Regions from separate parts of the Homo sapiens genome. Here region 2 is linked to region 1. Evidence: read pairs that join two places in POLR2A ChIA-PET (ENCODE). Cell type or tissue: Caco-2. All regions are shown on one strand. Each heading gives the region's core, and the rest is flanking DNA. Links, peaks and the distances in the headings are about the cores only. Region 1 holds the start of LOC124904418 (a long non-coding RNA gene). Region 2 has its middle 12 kb from the start of PSMB4.

What was found. Peaks named below come from ENCODE experiments on the same cell type or tissue, not always from the same donor. Only the 100,000 strongest peaks of a DNase experiment are listed, where the experiment ranks them.
Region 2: POLR2A ChIA-PET joins it to region 1 with 6 read pairs; 3 of 35 experiments call an interaction of 5 or more read pairs at or near these places.

Annotation. Positions count from the first base shown.
Region 1 is chr1:151,125,565-151,135,907 of GRCh38, forward strand. It overlaps SEMA6C (semaphorin 6C), which reads right to left. Exons shown (of 19, transcript NM_030913.6): 14 at 10,027-10,200; 15 at 9,599-9,745; 16 at 9,234-9,311; 17 at 9,056-9,111; 18 at 8,837-8,881; 19 at 6,143-7,953. The coding sequence ends at 6,920. It overlaps LOC124904418 (a long non-coding RNA gene), which reads left to right and starts at 3,650. Exons shown (of 2, transcript XR_007066619.1): 1 at 3,650-3,849; 2 at 3,945-4,548. RefSeq lists enhancers at 5,517-5,616, 6,090-6,874. In Caco-2, for the core only: no CTCF peak of the experiment used is centred there; DNase peaks (open chromatin) are centred at 5,837 and 6,474; H3K4me3 peaks cover 1,128 bases.
Region 2 is chr1:151,382,678-151,393,020 of GRCh38, forward strand. No RefSeq gene overlaps it. Among named protein-coding and RNA genes, the nearest start is that of PSMB4, 12 kb to the right of the region's middle. In Caco-2, for the core only: no CTCF peak of the experiment used is centred there; no DNase peak of the experiment used is centred there.

The DNA.
Region 1 (10,343 bases), core at 882-8,881:
TTGTTTTCATCTCCTGGGCAAAATTTGTATCTATTCTCTTTTTTTTTTTTTTTTTTGAGACGGAGTCTCGCTCTGTCGCCCAGGCTGGAGTGCAGTGGCGGGATCTCGGCTCACTGCAAGCTCCGCCTCCCGGGTTCACGCCATTCTCCTGCGTCAGCCTCCCAAGTAGCTGGGACTACAGGCGCCCGCCACTACGTCCGGCTAATTTTTTTGTATTTTTAGTAGAGACGGGGTTTCACCGTTTTAGCCGGGATGGTCTCGATCTCCTGACCTCGTGATCCGCCCGCCTCGGCCTCCCAAAGTGCTGGGATTACAGGCGTGAGCCACCGAGCCCGGCCAAATTTGTATCTATTCTCTAATGACAGGTGAACCACAGAGCTCATTTTCCCTGTCCAACTGAGCTAACTGAAGGGGGAGGGGTATAGATCTACTAACCCATGCATGGCCATTGCCTTTTCCTTATCCACCGCTCTCAGCCTGGTATTCTTGACAGGCAGAGCAAGTTGAGGTAAGAAATGAAATGAGAATGAGGAGAGCTTTTGACCAGCTTGTTAAATGTACATTTTCCTTCTTTCTCTCATTCCCCACTCCCTTCCCTAAAAGCAAACAACCAAGGGAGGAGAAAAGTAGCTGAAGAAAATGATTATGTGCCTTGTGTGGGAGTAAAGTCAATACTGAGACGTATGGGGAAAAACATCAGACTCAGGAGTGCTTGGAAAGAGTAGATTTACTTTGCCAGCTTCTCAGCTATTCTTGGTTAATAGGGTGCTTGCTGCTATCTTAGTCCAAAATCAGCACACATTTATATTTAAAAATAGGAGGATCAGTCTGATAGTAGCACAATCCCCATTGATAGCCGGGGTGAACAGACCAATTTGACTAGCAAGATGGGTATCCTATCTAGTGTATAGAGTTCTGAAAAGCTGTTTTGTTGGCAAGAAGGATACCTTTCTTTACAAAATTAGCTTTGAGCCTGTCCAAAGCTAAGGACATATAAGCATCTGTGTTCAGCGACTGGAATCTCAAGTAAGTTCTCAAAGTCAATATTTAGGAAATTGGACACCTACCATGTACTAGGGTACATGTAGATAATTTCTTTTTGGTAAATACATATAGTCAGCAAATGCTGTGCACATATTCAAGTAATAGAAAGTAATTCTGGCAGGTACTTTATTAATATATATAGTCTTGGCTGTGCTGACAGAAAAAAAAGCAGGAACTTGTGGAGCCTTAAGAACCAAAGAACTAAAAATCTTGTTGAATTAAATCCTGGTGAGAGAAATCATCAAGATGGGAAAGTTGGAGGGAACTAGAGAGATAGGAACCTAGAGTTCTCTGATGGGTGATACTCTTTTTTTTTTTTTTTTTTTTTTGAGACAGAGTCTCACACTGTTGCCCAGGCTGGAGTGCGGTGGCATGATCTTGGCTCACTGCAGCCTCTGCCTCCCAGGTTCAAGTGATTCTCCTGCCTCAGCTTCCCTATTAGCTGGGATTACAGGCATGCACCACTACACTCAGCTAATTTTTGTATTTTTAGTAGAGACGGGGTTTCACCATGTTGGCCAGGCTGGTCTTGAACTCCTGACCTCAGGTGATCCACCCGCACTGGCCTCCCAAAGTGCTGGGCTTACAGGTGTGAGCCACCGTGCCCGGCTGGGTGATAGTCTTAAGTAATGGGAAAAATTATGAACTAGGGCAACTTTCCTAAGACTTCCTTCCTCTGTAAAAAAGAACCCTCTACTCCAAGGAGATCAATAGGTAAAAAATACAGGTGAAGGCTGAAGTGGGAGCAACCCAGTGATAACTACACCTGTGTAAGGCTTGTGCAAGACATTTGATAGGTAATTGAGTAAGTTAAGACTATGGGAGACTTCTGAACAAAAGTGTGGGGTTGCAGTCTGCTCCTATAACCAGTCCTAAAGTTTAAGGGTAGTGCTGTAAAGGAAAGGAAAGTTTGGGAAAGGGCCCAAAATTATAAATAACAATAGCCACCATGTTTTAAGCTTTTGCTACATGTCTGGCAATGTGCTAGGTACTCTGCATATACATATAAATACCCATCTTGTAAGGTGAGTATTATCCTCATCATATAGTTGTAAAAATAGGTTGACTTTGCAGAGTCACACACTTGTAAAAATTGTCCTTTTTTTTTTTTCTTTTTAAAGACAGGGTCTCACTCTTGCCCAGGCTGGAGTGCAGTGGCATGATCTTGGCTCACTGCAGCCTCGACCTTCGACCTCCAGGTCTCAAGCAATCCTCCACCTCAGCCTACTGAGAAGCTGGGACTACAGGTGCACACCACCATGCCTGGCTAATTTTTGTATTTTTGGTAGAGACAGGGTTTCACCATGTTGCCCAGGCTGGTCTTGAACTCCTGAGCTCAAGGGATCCACCTGCCTTACCTTCCCAAACTGTTGGAATTATAGGCGTGAGCCATGGCACCCTGGCTAAAATTGTTCTTTCTAAAACTACAGTTTCTACATTGAGTTAATTAGTGTACTTTCCTCTGTGATTTCCCTTTTGTCAGAATGCTATTTTATTCACTAGCCTTGGGCAGCTTAATTCATCTCAGATTTGCATTTAAGAAACTGAGGGCCGGGTGCCGTGGCCCGTAATCCCAGCACTTTGGGAGGCCAAGGCCGGCGGATCACGAGGTCAGGAAATTGAGACCATCCTGGCTAACATGGTGAAAACCTGTCTCTACTAAAAACACAAAGATTAACTGGGTGTGGTGGCAGGCGCCTGTAGTCCCAGCTACTCAGGAGGCTGAGGCAGGAGGCGGAGCTTGCAGTGAGCCGCAGTTGCACCACTGCACTCCAGCCTGGGTGACAGAGTGAGACACTATCTCGGAAAAAAAAAAAAAAAAAAAAAAGCCAAACTCGGGCAGATCACCTGAGGTTGGGAGTTCGAGACCAGCCTGGCCAACATGGTGAAACCCCATCTCTACTGAAAATACAAAAATTAGCCGGGCATGGTGGCACATCCCTGTAATCCCAGCTACTCGGGAGGCTGAGGCAGGAGGCTTGAACCCAGGAGGCAGAGATTGCAGTGAGCTGAGAGAGCCGAGATTGCACCACTGCACTCCAGCCTGGGCGACAGAGCAAGACTCTGTCTCAAAAAAAAAAAAAAGAAACTGAGAAGAAAAATATGATCCAAGCAGCATTTCCTATAAGCTCCCCAAAGTAAATTTTGCTCCAAAACTAATTTGGGGGTATCTGCATAGAGTTTCTGGCCAGCAATACTTGAGCAAGAAGAGTAAAAAATAATCTCTCTTGTGGGGAATGAATAGGGTCTTCATCTCTAGGTATGCTGGATGTTTTCTTTCTTTCCTTCCAGATTACGCTCCTCTATTCTGTAGCCTGTTCTCTGTCCTGGGAGACTGACCTATATGAACATCAATGGGCTTCCTGTGCTTTGGCCTCCAGTTGGATTCAGCCAATAGGGAGCCCTGACAGGAGACTGGGGGAAGAGAAAAGACTGAAGTCGATGTATTGACATTTGCCAGGCACAGTGGTGCACTCCTGTAATCTCAGCTACTCGGGAAGCTGAGGCACGAAAATCACTTGAACCTGGGAGGCGGAGGTTTTGGTGAGCTAAGATCACACCACTGCACTCCAGCAACTGTATCGCAAAAAAAAAAAAAAAAAAAAAAAAAAGTCACTGCTTCTCTCAAGGCACTCTCCCCCTCCAGGACCTAGAAACTAATAACTCCTTTTATCCTTTTAGGCCTAATACAGTTATTAGCCTCCAGTTACTGACCTATCCTTTGCCCATACCTTTCAAAATAGCCCTTCATTATTTTGAGAATGTTATTTCCTGTTGGGACCCTGTCTGATACACCTGGTAAAGGTAGGTGATCTTTTCGATTTACAGGCTTCATATTTTATCCATGTACTTGAACCTTACTCTCATACATATAACCTTATATTCTTATGAGCCAACAGTTCTGAAGGGTCAACTGCTGGATTAAGTAGCAGAGAGTGACGCATACCTGTGTGGTTCTCATGGATGGGACAGTGACATCAAGGAGTTAAAAACCTGAGAGACAATAATATCTCAGGCCCCTGTGACTTAGCCCCCAAAGAACCCAAGATGCTGAACAGCTTTTCAAGCTCTGTGACTGTGGAACCTTCTGTGATTCAAGTCCCCAAAGCCTTACACAAACTGATGGAATCTGTCTGCTGGGGCCCTGGTTTCTCCATAACCTCCCAGGATGCCTCTGAGAAATCAGCTTAGAAATCCCTGAGGATGATGATGCTATCCTCCCGTTGGCACATTCTGGTTTTCCTAAAGACAAAAACTGAGCTAATGGTATGATTTTTTAAAAAAGAGTATTAGCAGATTCCTTGAGGTCATATTTATCCTTCTATTGTCAGGGATAATTTACTTTAATTCATCCTCTTAATTTATTATTCACTACTCTCTATCAGGGAGAGGTATCTGTATTAATGAACTGCATACTTGGTAGAAGTCTGCTTTATTTTGGGCAAATCATTTTCCCACAAAGCACTTAATTTAAATATATATATTTATACGGTACTTTACAAATCCCTGTTGCCATATGTTCTTTCCATTCCTTACCAAAAAAACAGCCTCAAAGATGTTGGTTGAATTGCCAAGGTCACATAGAAAACAAGAGGTAGAGACCCAGGACTGTTGCTCTCACTGCAACATAGTTACTTCTGTTAGCTCTGAGAGTTCAGTTTAGATACTCTTTGGCTAAAGAAGTCACCATAGTGATAAATACTAATAAAAGAACATATTTTATAATTAAACTACAACCAGGACTTTAACCTATAAATTACTGCTGCCTGCAAAGAATTACAAGATTAAATTTCCATTGTATATATCTCTCTTTTAGGTCTATATTTAAACCTTAGGATCATTTACCCTTTTTGTTTGTGACCACCTTCAAGGCAAGAACTATATTTGAGTTTTGTCCCTCAGAGGACTGTGAAAGGCTGCAGCCTTGAAACTTTTCCTTGTCCTTCAAAATTTCGGTTTGAAGAGGATAATGAAGTCAAGTGACTGGATTCTCTACTCCTTCCTTGCTTGCTTTCCTCCAGTATCTAGGAAACTAGCACTGGCCCCGAGGCACCTTGGTTTAAGTAAGGCACCCCATACGGGAAAAACTGAGACCTAAAGGACCACTTCAACCTGGTGAAACAAGCGCCAAGCAAAAAGAGGTCAGACTCTGGAGGACAACCAAATTTGGCCAGACAAGCTTAACTGAAATGGAAATAATGTTCAGAGGGCATTAAAAAACCCTGGGGGTAAAATCTATAGGTGAAAATTATAAGGATACAAAGGGAAAGGGATTGCCTAGTGAAAGCAGATCGCAAAGTTAGGAATAGGAATAGCCTATGCGTGAGTTTGAAGGAATTACTATCTCACAAGATACCATGCCTTCGCCTTTAGAAAGCGTTTTCACATTCTGGTACTTGAGCTTCTCAACCCCATTTTTCAGATGAACAAATGGAGGCTCCGGGCGGAGTTCTGACCAGTCATGATCACAAGTAATAAAGCGCGGAACTAGGAACAAGTTCAGGCTTCCCCAAATTGTTCTCAGCAGTTTCCCGCCGAGGACATTTAGGTAGCAAACGGGAAGGGGACTGGTGAGGCTTCCTTAGCAGCAAGAGTTGGCCCGACCCCCAGGCGGAGCCAGCGGGAGAATGTGGGGCTCGAACTGGGCGGACATTGCAGCCACGCGGGGGTGAAAAACCCGATTTGTAAATTCGCACCAGCTGCCTCCTGCGTTAGGCCTTAAAGCGTTGTTAGCGAGGGTGGTGGGCGGTGCAGGTGGTCCTGTTCGTCCCTCTCATTGGTGCCGGGGATAACGGACAGGTATCCGCAGCCAGTCCCAACCGGAGCAAAGGGAGCTTCACGACAGCTACACGCTACCTGGTCCTGAGCGCGCGGAGCTTGAGCGCGGCGGCGGCTTCTTGGGGGGTGGCTAAGCGTGCGTGTGACGCCGCGCACGCTCTCGTCCCCCGTCCCGCTCCTTAAGTAAGAGCCGGGGGCAGACCCTTGCCTCCAACAGGGACGAATACTTTGCTGTTTTTTGTAGCCTACCCCTCATGCAACCCAAAATCTGCCAGACAAATTCTCCTAAGGACAAGATTTTCTGATGTGGAACTTCAAGTAACGTACACTGCAGCTTCATTTTATTTCTCAAAAAATTCCCTCCGCCGCCCCATCCCATAGACTAGGCCTTTAAGAAAGTCCCTCTTACCTCGATCTGGAAACGAGCTCCGAGGGCCTTCCCCAGCCTCAACTAAACTTTACCGGGGTCCCCCTGGCCCTGGCTCACCTCGACACCGTTAATTCGCTCGTCTCCTTTAGGAAACCTTTCCAGACTGCCCCCCGGCGGGACCGCAGCCATCCCATTACCCGGGAGAGCCCAGGGCCCAGATGAAGGCAGAGAGCGAGGGCGCCCAGAGCGAGCCGACCGACTGCCGCCCTCCCCCGCCCGAGTGAAGTCAGGCAGTGGCTGCAGACACGGCTGTATTGGGAAGCGGAGGCTCCTACACAGTAGGAGAGGCACGTCCCAGACCCAGAAGGCCCGAGGACTCTGGACACAGCGCGCGCGGCCCGCCCGGGGCACAGTCTCTGGGGGAGCCCCGAGGGGCGAGTTAAGGCAGCTTGGCTGGAAGGGAGCGGGGAGTGGGAGTCCGCCAGCTCCCCCTGAAATGCTGGCTCACTGAGGAGACGGGCTTCTCACCTCCCACTCTTCTGTCGAGGACAGGGGGAAAGACAGTCAATAAATAAACCCGAGGCGAAAAGGGGCCTCGGGAGACTCTGCGAGTCGGGAAGGCTGGAGGTGCGGGGCGAGGGGGCGGTGAAACGTCCTGAAGAGCGTCCAGCTCGTGGCCGAGAGGACTCGGGCGCTCCCCACGCTGGAGGCCGTGGGCCGCTCCCTTTAAAAGTTGAAACGGCCGCCGTTCGGGACGGCCTGGCGGGAGGAGGGCCCGACGAGGGGAGGCTTCAGGGACAACTGGGGCTTCTCGACGTCCACCCTTTTCAGGGCGCGGCCCCGGTAGCCCTCGGGCCGGCCCAGGTACAGGAGGTGCTTCCCGGGACCCCCGGAGTACCTGGAGGGACCTCCCGAGGGGACTCGAGTGAGCAGGGCAGGGGGGGCCCGGTGGCCGGAGAAAGGCAACCTCCGGCCTCCGCCGACGCCCAGCCGGGGAGCGGGGGCGGAGAGCGCGGGCCGGGCGGGGGCAGAGGCGCACCTGCCCTCGGGGGGCACGTCCAGCCTCAGCGGCGAGGCGCACTCGTGGGGCCTGGGGCTGGGGCCGCCCAAGAGGGCGGGGGCGGGCTCCGGCGGGAGCGCCCGCGAGGTTAAAGGGGCGGGGGGCTCGGCCCCCTTTCTGGGCGGCTGCGGGCCGTGCAGGTAGCGCAGCAGTTCCTCCAGGGTGGTGACTTCCACGGCCTGCCCGGGACAGCCGGGCGGCGGTGGCCTCACCAGCACGCGGGGCGCGGGCCCGCCCGCCGCGTGCCCGCCCCGTGAGCGGCCCGGACCCTCCTTGGCGTTGTTCCTGTTCTGGTTCCACTCCCAGGGGTCCCCGGCGGCGCGGAGGTGCTTGACCGGCAGCTCCGGCGTGGACTCGGGGGTGGGCAGGCAGGCCAGCTCCGGCGGGGGCACGCCCTCCGGAGGCGGCAGGAAGGTGGTGTAGAGCTGCGGCGTCTGCACCGCGTCCCCGTCCTTGGAGGGCGGCGGGGGCTCTGGGCCCCCACCGTGGAGCCGGGCCAAACTGCGGAGGGAGAGAGGGCGCGGGAGCCCCGGAGTCTCGATGTCCTTGCCCCGACGTCGGTGGGCGCGGCGACAAGCACAGGAGACCAGGAGGCCAGAGACTGAGGCGCCCAGGGCAAAAGCTGCGGCCACACTGGCCAGGAGGAGTGGGATGGGGACGGAGCGGGAGGCCGAGGCTGGGGGCAGGTCCCGGCGCACGCCTGCCGACCGAGAGGGAGGAGGGAGGCTCAGCCAAGGGGAGGCGGTGCGGGGTACCTAGGCCCAGAGGCGCCGGCAGTTCCCAGGCCTGACATCATCGTCCCTCCCGCTGCTACTCAGCCTCACTCCTACAGCCTCCACCATCCTCAGGATTCACCTCTCCTGACTCCTCAGCATACAGCCCACGCACTACCCCTCACACTCAGGCCAGAGCTTGGGCCTGGGGATTCCCCATCCCACTTCTGGCCCCTGTAGCCATGCCAAGAGCAACTGCCAAAAACTGCTCGTGCAGGAGAACTCGGGGCTGGGATGCCCAATTCTGGGGAAGGGAGGCTCCAAACAGGCGTTAGTGAGCACCAAACACCATTCAGTGAGGGGCTTAGAACGCTCCGAGAATCAGCAGCCCCACACTTCACTCCTATCTCTCCCAAGTAGCCCCCTTACCCCGAGTGTGAACTCCAAGAGTGGAAGACTGGGGCCGGGGGTGGGCATCACTGGGAGGACTGGGGGTCCCAGGGGAAGGGCCAGGACCCGGAAGCACTGGTGGCAGAGACCAGGTCAGAGCCAGTGAGGCTCTTGATCTCTACCCCTGACACCCTTCCAGGGGTCCTTCCTCCCTCCTGTGGAACCCAGGAGTCCAGAACGCCAGCCTCTAGTTTCTTCTGGGCCTGGGGAAGGGCTCATCATGCAGGACATTGATTTATTTGTTCAAAAAGTACCCTACTGTGTGCCAAGTACTGAGCTACATGCTGGGTATCTGGAGGATGCCGACCCTTTTCCGATACTCCCAGGGTATTCAGAATGCTGCTCTGCTGCTGCTACAGGACACACACTCAGGTATGTGGGCTGAGCAAGGGAAGGTGAGGTTGGGACAAGAGGACTCACCATAAGCAGAATCCCCAGGGCCAGACTGACTCCCAGTAGCTCCATCTATGAAGAAGGGACAGGGTGAAGATGGGGGGAAAGAGAAGCTTCATGAAGAACTGATGGGGTGACTGTGCCACAGAAGGAGAGAAGGACAAAAGGCCAAGCCTGGGATGGTGTCTGTGGCCATCATGGCCATGTGCAGCTTTGGCTGCAACAGCAGCTGCCTCTTCTGTTTACCTTGGCAGTCACCATGCTCCATGGATTCCTGGTTCCCAGCCTGATCCACATCAGTCCTAGGAGGAAAACGAAGTGGCTATAGAATTCTGTACGTTGTCCGTATCTCCCACTCTGGCCCTCAGCTTGTCTTATTGGTGGGGAATTTTATGCTCAGGAAACCCAAGGACCCATCACTTACCCACCAGATCCCCTGATATCCACACAGCCCCTGGAGCTATGCCATCCACAGTATGGGTCCTGAGAAGCCAAACAGCTCCTAGGGAAAACGGAGGTGTGTGAGGCTGGATCCCTTTCTACTCCAGTCACTTTCCATTCTGCTGCCTTTTCCCACCCTGGCTTACAGGAGGCTCCCAGCCTCATTCTCTCCTGTCCACCTCAGTCTCTCCACACCCTGGTTGCTGCCCACCTTCAGAATGCTTGAGGTACCTAGGCACCCCACAGCCATCCCCTGTGTTTTCCTGCCACCCCAAAGACCTGTGTTTCTGTGCTCTTGCTGGCCCGGGGAGCTTGCCCACACAGGGCCTGGCCTCAGGCCCCTCTCACCTCTGACAGGCCCCATGCCGGGCACACCGGCTGAGAGGGAGGTAGACAATACAGCCAGAAAAAGCCACAAAAAGCCTGTGACCCTCAGTGTCCAGCTCCAGCCCTATGATCCGTCGTGCTGTTTGGGCTGTCCGCTTCCCACTGCACCTAGGGTGAGGCCAGAAGGAACCAGAGATGGACAGATGAGGCTACCTTTTCCCTGAGTGAGTGGAAGAACAGAAAGCGGGGAGGCACACAAGCAACTGAGCACAACCCATGGAGCTGCCCCGCCCTACCACACTGTCCAGTCTTCTCGCCAAGCCTGTCTAGCCCAGAGCTCCCACCCTGCAAAAGCCAATGTTGATGTTTCCAACCTATTCCCGAATCTGCAGCTGCTACCTCCCATCCCCTCCCTGCTTTGCAGGGGGCCTGCCCTCCAAAGGCCTCACCGGGCAGGGCTGTAGGCATCAATCTCTTCCAGGAGGATGGGCTCAGGTCCCCCGGATCGCCCACCTGGGGTCAGCACCTTCAGCACTGTCCCATCATTGGAGCCAAGGAACATGACTGTGATGTTACTGTGGGGACCAGCCATGCCATCCACAGCTACTTGGGTCAGTAGGGCCCTGGAGGAAAGGGCCTCAGGTCAGGGAACCTGTCTAGTGGAAACCTGAGCATTTCAGGGAGAGCCCAACTGCCTTGGTAGCTGTGCCTGTGCCCTTCCCCCAGGCCCCAGGGTTGCCTTCTTAGCTCTCTCCCTTCTACTTTC
Region 2 (10,343 bases), core at 1,464-9,463, 260 kb after region 1:
TGATCTTGGCTCACTGCAACTTCCGCCTCCCAGGTTCAAGCGATTCTCCTGCATCAGCCTCCCAAGTAGCTGGGATTACAGGCTCGTGCCACAACACCTGGCTAATTTTTTGTATTTTTAGTAAAGGTGGGGTTTCACCATGTTGGCCAGGCTGGTCTTGGACTCCTGACCTCAGGTGATCCACCCGCCTCGGCCTCCTAAAGTGCTGGGATTATAGGCATGAGCCACTGTGCCCGGCTGAAAATGTAAGTTTTTAAACATAGAATTTTCTAATTGTGATTTTCACTTTCAGGCTGGGTGTGGTGGCTGACTCCTGTAATCCCAGTGCTTTGGGATGCCAAGGCAGGGGGTCAGTTGAGGTCAGGAGTTTGAGACCAGCCTAGGCAACATAGAGAGACTGCATCTCTAAAAAAAAAAAAAAAAAAAAATTAGCCAGCATGGTGGGGCACACCTGTAGTCCTAGCTATTTGGGAGGCTGGTGCATGGGATTCCTTGAGCTCAGGAGTTTGAGGTTACAGTGAGCTGATGGCGCCACTGCATGTCAGCCTGGGTGACAGAGCAAGACCCTGTCTCTGGAAGAAGAAAGGAAAGAAAATGAGTGGTCTTTTTATTAAATTGCAGATAATTAGAAATGCCTCTTTATTAAAAAAATAATAATAAAGCTGTTTTGAAAGACGGCCTTCGAAGTTACTGTCATTGCATTGGACACGTTGCCTTGGAGGAGACGCAGCCTGAGGGTCTGCCCTGACTCATGAGCAGGGCCCATGCTTTGCTGGGTGGACAGACTTGGATAGAACAAAATCAAAGGGCTGGTGAAAGGGGGTTTGGGAAGAAGGCCTGTGAATGGACCTCACAGAAAGAGCCCAGAATGCAAGAATATTTGTGTCTAGTGTAGCCATTCAACCAGCAGGCCCTCTCCCTGGAGGATGCTCGTGACGATGGAGGGTGAGGCGAACCTGTTCTGTGGATGTCATTGTTTTCTCACTGATATTCCATGAACAAAGAGGTTGTGGTGGCTAGAGCAGAGGCTGCACATGGCCTTGCCAGCATGGACCTCCTCTTTCTGAGTCAGGCCCAGTTGGAGCCACTGCTGAAGACACAGAAGCTACCACAACAGTCCACCACCTGGGGAAGGGTTGTTTCCACTACTGTCTGCCAACATGGAGGGAGCAGAAACGCATTCTCTTTAGAAGGCAGTTTCATATTTCTAGGTTTGGATTTGCGTTCTCTGACCCGATACTGCCACCACCACCATCTATAGACATCCTGGATGTCTCATACACTATCACAGTGCCCCACACTGAGTTACCACTTCTGACAAAGGGTCTCACTGTACAGTGAAAGACGGGTAATGATACCCAGCGTGTGACGAGTCCTGCAAGTGTTAACCCATCTTCACAGCAAACACATAGATCTAGGCACTATTATTAGCTCCATTTTACAGATAAGGAAACTAAGTCACAGAGAGGTTTCATAAATTGCCTGAAGTCAACTGTGAGTAGTGAGGTCCGTATTTGAACCCAGACACTATGGCTCAGAGTCCATGCTGTGAACCCATGGGAGTCATGGATCTTACCATGTACCTCATCCCTCAGAAGCAGCTGGCCTTAGGGAAGACTCAGTTATGGCAAAACCTTCTGAGGTTGGAGTGCTGGCCACAGAATGCAGTTTATGCCCTGAACCTGCAACCATTCTGCAGCAGCGTTTCTGTCTCAGCTGGAATTCATGATGGGCCCAGGATCAGAGAGGTAGAAGTGGAAGTAGGGCCTCTCGCTATTGCACCTGATGACCCATTCACAACATTTTCACGTGCAGTCCCATGATGCTGAGCTCTGCTAGGTGGGAGGTTTGATGCCCCACAGAGATTAGCTTCCACAAAAATAAGCATTGAACTGGAAGCTGAGACAGCTACCTTGCTCTTCTGGGCTCCTTATGCCATCGAGTGAACAGGCAGAAAAGGAGAAGATGTGAGCTGTGGTGATCAATCCTGACATCTTGATGATTTACAGGAAAAAGAGTTGCTGTTACACAGCAGGGCCAGGGAGGAGGATGGGAGGAACCCTCAGCAGCCCACAGGAATATCTTGTACCACCATGTCCAATAGTTAAGGTTAACAGAAGATGAAAGCATGAGATAACCAAGACTTCAGGTCCTCTAGCAGCAAAGGCTTAGGTCACTCTACGAGGAAAGAACCCCAACCATCTTCAGTCCTGGCTGTACTAACATAGTGGTTAAGAGGCTGAGCTCTGGTACCAGACTGGCTGGGGTTCGAATCTGTGTGCTAACACTGCTGGCTGTGTGCCTTTCCTTACGTTAGTTTGCACATCTATAAAATCGAGATGATAATAATTAATATCTCAAATGGTAATTTTGAGAATTAAATGAGTTAATACTTGTAAAGCACTTAGAACATGTTCTGGCATGTAATAAGCACTCTATAAATGTTACCTATTATTAAGTCAAAGGAATGAGAAGTAAAAGGGAACCAAGTCATAAATACTAGCTACAGCCTCAGGATCAGTTGGGAAAATGAGACTATGACACACAAAACCCTGTACAGAAATGTTTATGCCAGTTTTATTTGTAATAGCTAAAAACTGGAAAGAAAAACCCCAGATACCCTTCAATGTGTGAATGATTAAATGAACTAGTAAGTCCAGGCCATGGTGTATTACTCTCCAATAAGAGCGAATGAATGATTGATACATGCAGTGACCTGGCTGAATCTTCAGAGAATCATGCTGAGTGAAGAAAGCTAATCAAGAGGTTTCATACTGTATGATTCCTTCTAAAGAACTTTTTTTTTTTTTTGAGACAGTCTTCCTCTGTTGTCCAGGCTGGAGTGCAGTGGCGTGATCATGGCTCACTGCAGCTTCAACCTCCAGGGCTCAAGGGATCTTCCTGCCTCAGCCTTCCAAGTAGCTGGGACCACAGGTGAGTGCCGCCACACCCAGCTAATGTTTTTAAATTTTTTTTTGTAGAGATGGTGGCTGGACACAGTGGCTCACGCGTGTAATCCCAGCACTTTGGGAGCCTGGGGTGGCAAATAACATAAGGTCAGGAGTTCGAGACCAGCCTGGCCAACATGGCGAAACCCCATCTCTACTAAAAATACAAAAATTATCCAGGCATGGTGGTGCATGCCTGTAATCCCAGCTACTCAGGAGGCTGAGGCAGGAGAATAGCTTGAACCCAGGATTTGGAGGTTGCAGTGAGCAGAGATCACTCCACTGCACTCCAGCCTGAGTGACAGAGTGAGACTTCGTCTCAAAAAAAAAATTTTTTTTTGTAGAGTTGGGGTTTCGCCATGTTGCCCAAGCTGGTCTCAAACTCCTGGGCTCAAGTGATCCTCCTACTTCAGCCTCCCAAAGTGCTGGGATGACTTACATGAGCCACCACGCCCAGCCTATAGAACAGGGGTCCCTAACCCTTGGGATGCAGACTACTACTGGCTGTGGCCTATTAGGAACCAGACTGCACAGCAGGAGGTGAGCCCCAGGCAAGCTTTACAGCCTGAGCTCTGCCTCCTGTCAGATCAGCAGCCACATGAGATTCTCATAGGAGCTCAAACCCTATTGTGAACTGTGCATGAGAGGGATCTTTGTTGTACACTCCTTATGAGAATCTAATGCCTGATGATCTGAGGTGGAACAATTTCATCCCAAAACCACACCCCATCCCCCGCATCTGTGAAAAAATTGTCTTCCATGAAACCCATCACTGGTGCCAAAAAGATTGGGGACCATTGCTATAGGACATTTTTGAAATGATAACATTATAAAGATGGAGAACAGACAGTGGTTGACAGGAGTTAAGGGGGTGTGGGGTTGGGAAGGAAGTGCATGTGGCTGTAAAAGAGATCCTTGCAGTGATGGAAATGTTCTATATCTTGACTGTGTCAATGTCAATATCCTGGTTGTGATAATGTACTATAGTTTTGCAAGATGTTATCAATTGAGAGAAACTGTGTAAAGGGCAATCTTTCTGTTATTTCTTACAACTTCATGGGAACCTACAATTATCTCAAAATACAAAGTTTAATTTAAAACATGAGAACAGTAATTTATTTATTTATTTATTTTTTCCTCTCGAGACAGAGTCTCGCTCTGTCACCCAGGCTGATCTCAGCCTGGGTGTGATCTGGGCTCACTGCAACCTCCACCCCGGGGTTCAAGCAATTCTCCTGGCTCAACCTCCCAAGTAGCTGGGATTACAAGTGCCTGCCACCACACCCATTTAATTTTTTTGTATTTTTGGTAGAGACGGGGTTTCACCATGTTGGCCAGGCTGGTCTCAAACTCCTGAGCTCAGGTGATCCACCCGCGTTGGCCTCCCAAAGTGGTGGGATTACAGGCATGGCCCACCGCACCCAGCCGAGAACAGGAATTTCTACCTATATTTCCTTCCTTACTGTGTTGTGTGTGTTTGTATGTGTGTGTGTTTAATTTGTAGCATTTGCCAGTTTCTGTGGTGTAAATACTCCCACTACAGCTGTTTTCAAGCTAACATTGTGATACCACAAAAAATGGAATTGGGAAGGCACAATCAAGATTAACAAGCCAGTTTAGACCAAGACAATTTTTCTGCCCTATTAGTTGGGCACAAGTTAGAAAGGCTGATAGTATCTCATGTTGGAAAGGTGAGAGAGAAGGGCCCTCATGCATTATTAATGGCATATGCATTGAAGTGCCCTTGTTTGAGGGCAATGCTGTTAGTAACTTTTAAAATATGAGATGTCATACTTTTTGACTGAAAATACAACTCTTGTAGGATTCTATTTTATAGAACTACTTAGGTGCATAAATATACAAAAATAACTGTCATTGCAGCATTATTTGTAATAGTGGAAACAGAAGACTTTTCATTAATAAGAGAATGGTTAGGCCAGATCCAGTGGCTCACACCTGTAATCCCAACATTTTGGGAATCCAAGGCAGGAGGATCGCTTTAGCCTAGGAGTTGGAGACCAGCATGGGCAACATAACAAGACCTTGTCTCTACTAAAAAAAAATAATAATAATTAGTCTGGCATGGTGGCACACCTGTACTCCCAGCTACTTGGGAGGCTGGGGCAAGGAGGATTGCTTGAGCCCAGGAGATTGAGGCTGCAGTGAACTGTGATCACACCACTGCACACCAGCCTGGGTGACACAGCAAAACTCTGTCTCAAAAAAAAAAAAAAAAAAAGCACTTCGGAGGTCGAGGGAGGCGGATTGCCTGAGCTCAGGAATTTGAGACCAGCCTGAGAAAAATGGTGAGACTCCATGTCTGCAAAAGATATAAAAATTAGCTGGCTGGTGGGCGCCTGTAGTCCCAGGAACTGGGGAGGCTGAAGTGGGAGGATGGCTTGAACCTCTGGGAGGCGGAGACTGCAGTGAGCCGTGACCCACCACTGCACTGCAGCATGGCCAACAGAGCCAGACCCTGTCTCAAAAATAAAATAAAATAGGCCAGGTGCAGTGGCTCACACCTGTAATCCCAGCACTTTGGGAGGCCGAGGTGGGCGGATCACCTGAATCAGGAGTTTGAGACCAGCCTGACCAACATGGAGAAACCCCGTCTCTACTAAAAAATACAAAATTAGCTGGGCGTGGTGGCGCATGCCTGTAATCCCAGCTACTCAGGAGGCTGAGGCAGGAGAATTGCTTGAACCTGGGAGGCGAAGGTTGCAATGAGCTGAGATCGCGCTATTGCATTCCGGCCTGAGCAACAAGAGCGAAACTCCATCTCAAAAATAAATAAATAAATAAATAAAATAAAATAAATAAAAATTAGCCAGGCATGGTGATGCGAGCCTGTGGTCCCAGCTACTCAGTAGGCTGAGGCAGGAGGATCACTTCAGCCCGGGAGGTTGAGGCTGCAGTGAGCCATGGATTGCACCACTACACTCCAGCCTGGGTGACAGAGTGAGACCCTGTCTCAAAAAGAAAAAAAATGGTTAAATAGTTCATAATATATCTGTGCTGTGGAATATTGTGAAGCAATTACAACAAGTTAAGTAGACTATACAGGGGAGGAGGGCCAAGACATTTGAGAGCAAAAAGCAGGCTGCCAAACTGTATATAACACGATTCCATTCCAAAAAATAATTCTGTTTGCATGTGGATAAAAACAGTCTAGAAAGACACAAGATAAAAATGAAGGTTACTTGGGAAAAGAGTGAAGTTGGGTAATTTTTACTTTGTATATTTATTTATTTGGGAGAGTTTTGCTCTTGTTGCCCAGGCTGGAGTGCAATGGCGCTATCTCGGCTCACTGCAACTTCTGCCTCCCAGGTTCAAGCGATTCTCCTGCCTCAGCCTACCAAGTAGCTGGGATTACAAGCACCTGCCACCACGCCCGGCTAATTTTTGTATTTTTAGTAGAGACGGAGTTTCACCATGTTGGCCAGGCTGGTCTCAAACTCCTGACCTCAGGTGATCTGCCCACCTCGGCCTACCAAAATACTGGAATTACAGGCATGAGCCACCACGCCCAGCCTTATTATTATTATTATTATTATTATTATTATTATTATTATTTTATTTTATTTTATTTTTTGAGACAAAGTCTCGCTGGGTAGCCCAGGCTGGAGTGCAGTGGTGCAATCTCGGCTCACTGCAACCTCCACCTTCTGGGTTCAAACGATTCTCCTGCCTCAGGCTCCCAAGTAGCTGGGACTACAGGCGCCCGCCACCACGCCTGGCTAATTTTTTTATTTTTTTATTTTTAGTAGAGACGGGGTTTCACTATGTTGGCCAGGGTGGTCTTGAACTCCTGACATCGTGATCTGTCCGCCTCAGCCTCCCAAAGTGCTGGGATTACAGGCGTGAGCCACCGCGCTCGGCCGTACCTGTCCTTCTTGGGAAGGCTTTCCAGGTATTTGAAGGGACTTAGGTGTTGTCATCTAAGCTGTCTCTGCATTAGGCGGCACCCCAAGCTCAGTAATGCTGTGGTCCCTGCAGCCTCATAGAGTACCACCTTGGTGGTCCTGAATAAGAGCCAAAATAATTCTCTGGATTACCAGGTAGAAATTCCTATTCTCTTCTTGTATTTTCTTCCAAACAAACAGAGTCTCTCTCAAAGTCTCAAAGCCATTTGTAGTGGCATAAGGATCTTGCCTGTGAATAGCCACTGCTCTCCAGCTTGGGCAACATAGTGAGAACTCATCTGTCAAAAAAAAATTTTATAGTAATGCTGAAATCTAAAATCGTATTATAACCTCTCTCAACCCACCATTTCCCTTTCCAGGGACCAAGTTACTCCCTTCCTCCCCTTTCCCCAGGAAAGCCTACTTCCTGCTTTAATTCCATTATAATTGGCAGATTTCATTTATTTTTATTTATTTATTTTGAGACGGAGTCTCGCTCTGTCGCCCAGGCTGGAGTGCAGTGGCGTGATCTCGGCTCACTGCAAGCTCCGCCTCCCGTGTTCTCGCCATTCTCCTGCCCCAGCCTCCCGAGTAGCTGGGATTACAGGCGCCCGCCACCACGCCGACTAATTTTTTGTATTTTTAGTAGAGACGGGGTTTCACCGTGTTAGCCAGGATGGTCTCGATCTCCTGACCTCGTGATCCGCCCGCCTTGGCCTCCCAAAGTGCCGGGATTACAAGCATGAGCCACCACGCCCGGCCGCTTTCATTTATTTTTTATTGCTGGAAAATGTTTCAGAAGTTCCTTACTTTTTTCCCAGAGTGTCATTATAAGTAAGACTATATAAAACTCATTTTCAACTGCCACTATGACTCAATTTTACACACATGCGCGCGCATCCCCCACCCTCGCCTGCCCACATTCTTAGTGTTGTTTTGTGTGTTTAAATTAGCGCAGATGGTACCATATCATATATGTCATTCTGTGGTTTATCTGGTTCACTCAACAATGTGTTTGATATGTTAGGTTCTTTCCTTTAAGCTACCTTGTAGTATTCTTTTGTAATAATATACTGCATTTTATCTACTCCCCCTTGATGAGCATTTAGACTGTTTCTATTTTTTTGCTATTACGAACAATGCTCTGATGAACATTCTTGAATGTTTCCTAACGTGTACATGTGAGTGTCTCTATGTTATAGGTTTATTGGGTAATTTAGCATGTGTAATTTTCAGTTTTATTAGGTGCTATCAAGTTTTTTTTTTTTTTTTTTTTTGAGACAGAGTTTCACTCTTGTTCCCCAGGCCGGAGTGCAATGGCACAATCTTGGCTCACCGCAACCTCCACCTCCCGGGTTCAAGTGATTCTCCTGCCTCAGCCTCCTAAGTAGCTGGGATTACAGGCACCCGCCATCATACCCGGCTAATTTTTGTATTTTTAGTACAGACGAGATTTCATCATGTTGGCCAGGCTGGTTTCGAACTCATGACCTCAGGTGATCCACCCGCCTTGGCCTCCCAAAGTGCTGAGATTATAGGCATGAGCCACTGCACAAAGCCTTAAACATTGCCTCAAACCTCAGTGACCTTTGCCTAGAGGTGTAAACCTTGACTCTAATCTACCCCGACTAAAGGACTATGACTCTGGAGCATAATCTTGGCAGGAAGCATGTTAGAACTGCCCTTCTCATTGCCAGTCTCTGATTTTATTTGTTTGATTTAGCACAGATTAGGGGAAAATCTGAATATCCATAATCAGACAGGTTCACTGGTCTGAGAAGGGTGTGGAGGTTGAGCACAAAATTTCCTCTCCCTATTCCAGAACTTGGGAGTTACACAGTTCAGTGAACCCTTGAAGGTAGAACATCAGAGGAACAGAGGGTACAGAACTGAATGTGTAAACTGTTGATCTTCTGGGCATTCCTGGTTGTGAGCTTTCCCAGTATGAGAGGTGCTCAGAACGGGGTGGGCCAGGCCTAGTGGTTCAGGGGAATAACGTGTTCTGAATGTGTGTTTATTCTTTTCAACTTTATTATTTTTATTTATTTATTTATTTGTTTATTTGTTTTGAGATGGAGTCTCACTCTGTTGCCAGGCTGGAGTGCAGTGGCGTGATCTCTGCCCACTGCAACCTCCACCTCCCTGGTTCCAGCGATTCTCCTGCCTCAGCCTCCCGAGTTGCTGGGATTACAAGCGCCCACCACCATGCCCAGCTAATTTTTCTATTTTTAATAGAGATGGGTTTTCACCATATTGGCCAGGATGGTCTCGATCTCTTGACCTCATGATCTGCCCGCCTCGGCCTCCCAAAGTGCTGGAATTACAGGTGTTAGTCACCGTGCCTGGCCTTATTTTTATTCCTTATTTTTGAGACAGAGTCTCTCTCTGCCACCCAGGCTGGAGTGCAATGGCACCATCATGGCTCACTGCAGCCTCGGCATCCTGAGTGCACGCCAGTCTCCCACCTCAGTCTCCTGAGTAGCTGGGACTGCAGGTGCACACCACCAGGTCTGGCTAATTAAAAAAAATTTTTTTTTGTAGAGATAAGGTCCCATTATGTTGGCCTTGAACTTGAACTGCTGGGATCAAGTGATCTGCCAGCCTTGGTCTCCCAAAGTGCTGGGATTATAGGCGTGAGCTACTGTGCCTGGCCTTATTTTAAGCAATGCCACCAAAGGGCTGAGGAAGGAATGAAGACTAGATGAACTAAAATTTCAGAGAGGGGAGAACTTTTCTGAGGTGAGTTGAGTATATACTTAGGATTGGGTTTAACCTAGACAGAATGCCTCTCCTTGGGAAGACCATCAAAAGTTTCTGGTGGCCATGCAAAGCAAGTTGGAAACTTAAGGGGCCTCTAACTATGGCCAGTTTTACCTATGGAATATTTGCTGAACACTGGGAATGTGCAGGAGCCTGGAGAGTCAGGCTAAAAGCTCCTAAAAGGCAGACTGAATCTCCTATGGTCTGGAATTATTGATTAAAAAATGAAGATCTGCTGAGGCAGAGCAGGGAGAAGAGCCTCAATTACTCAACTGGTCTTCTCCTCCTCAAGATATTTGCCAGATTTTGAGTCTGCATGAAGTAGAAGCCTGGAGAGCTAGCTCAATATCATTCCGTATTTCAGGGCAGAGAGGATGAATACCTGTCCAGTTTTCAATCAAAGGTTGTGAGAGGCCGGGCACAGTAGCTCACATCTGTAATCCCAGCACTTTGGGAGGCTGAGGTGGATGGATGGCTTGAGTCTAGGAGTTCAAAACCAGCCTGGGCAACATAGTAAGACCCCCATCTCTTAAAAAAAAAAAGAAAAAGAAAAGAAAAGAAAAATTAGCCAGGCATGGTGGCACGCACCTGTGGTCCCAGCTACTAGGGAAGCTGAGGTGGGATGATCACCTGAGCCCAGGAGATGGAGGTTTCAGTGAGCCATGATTGCACCACTGCACTCTAGTCTGGGTAACAGAGCAAGGCCATCTCAAAACAACAACAAAAGGTTGTG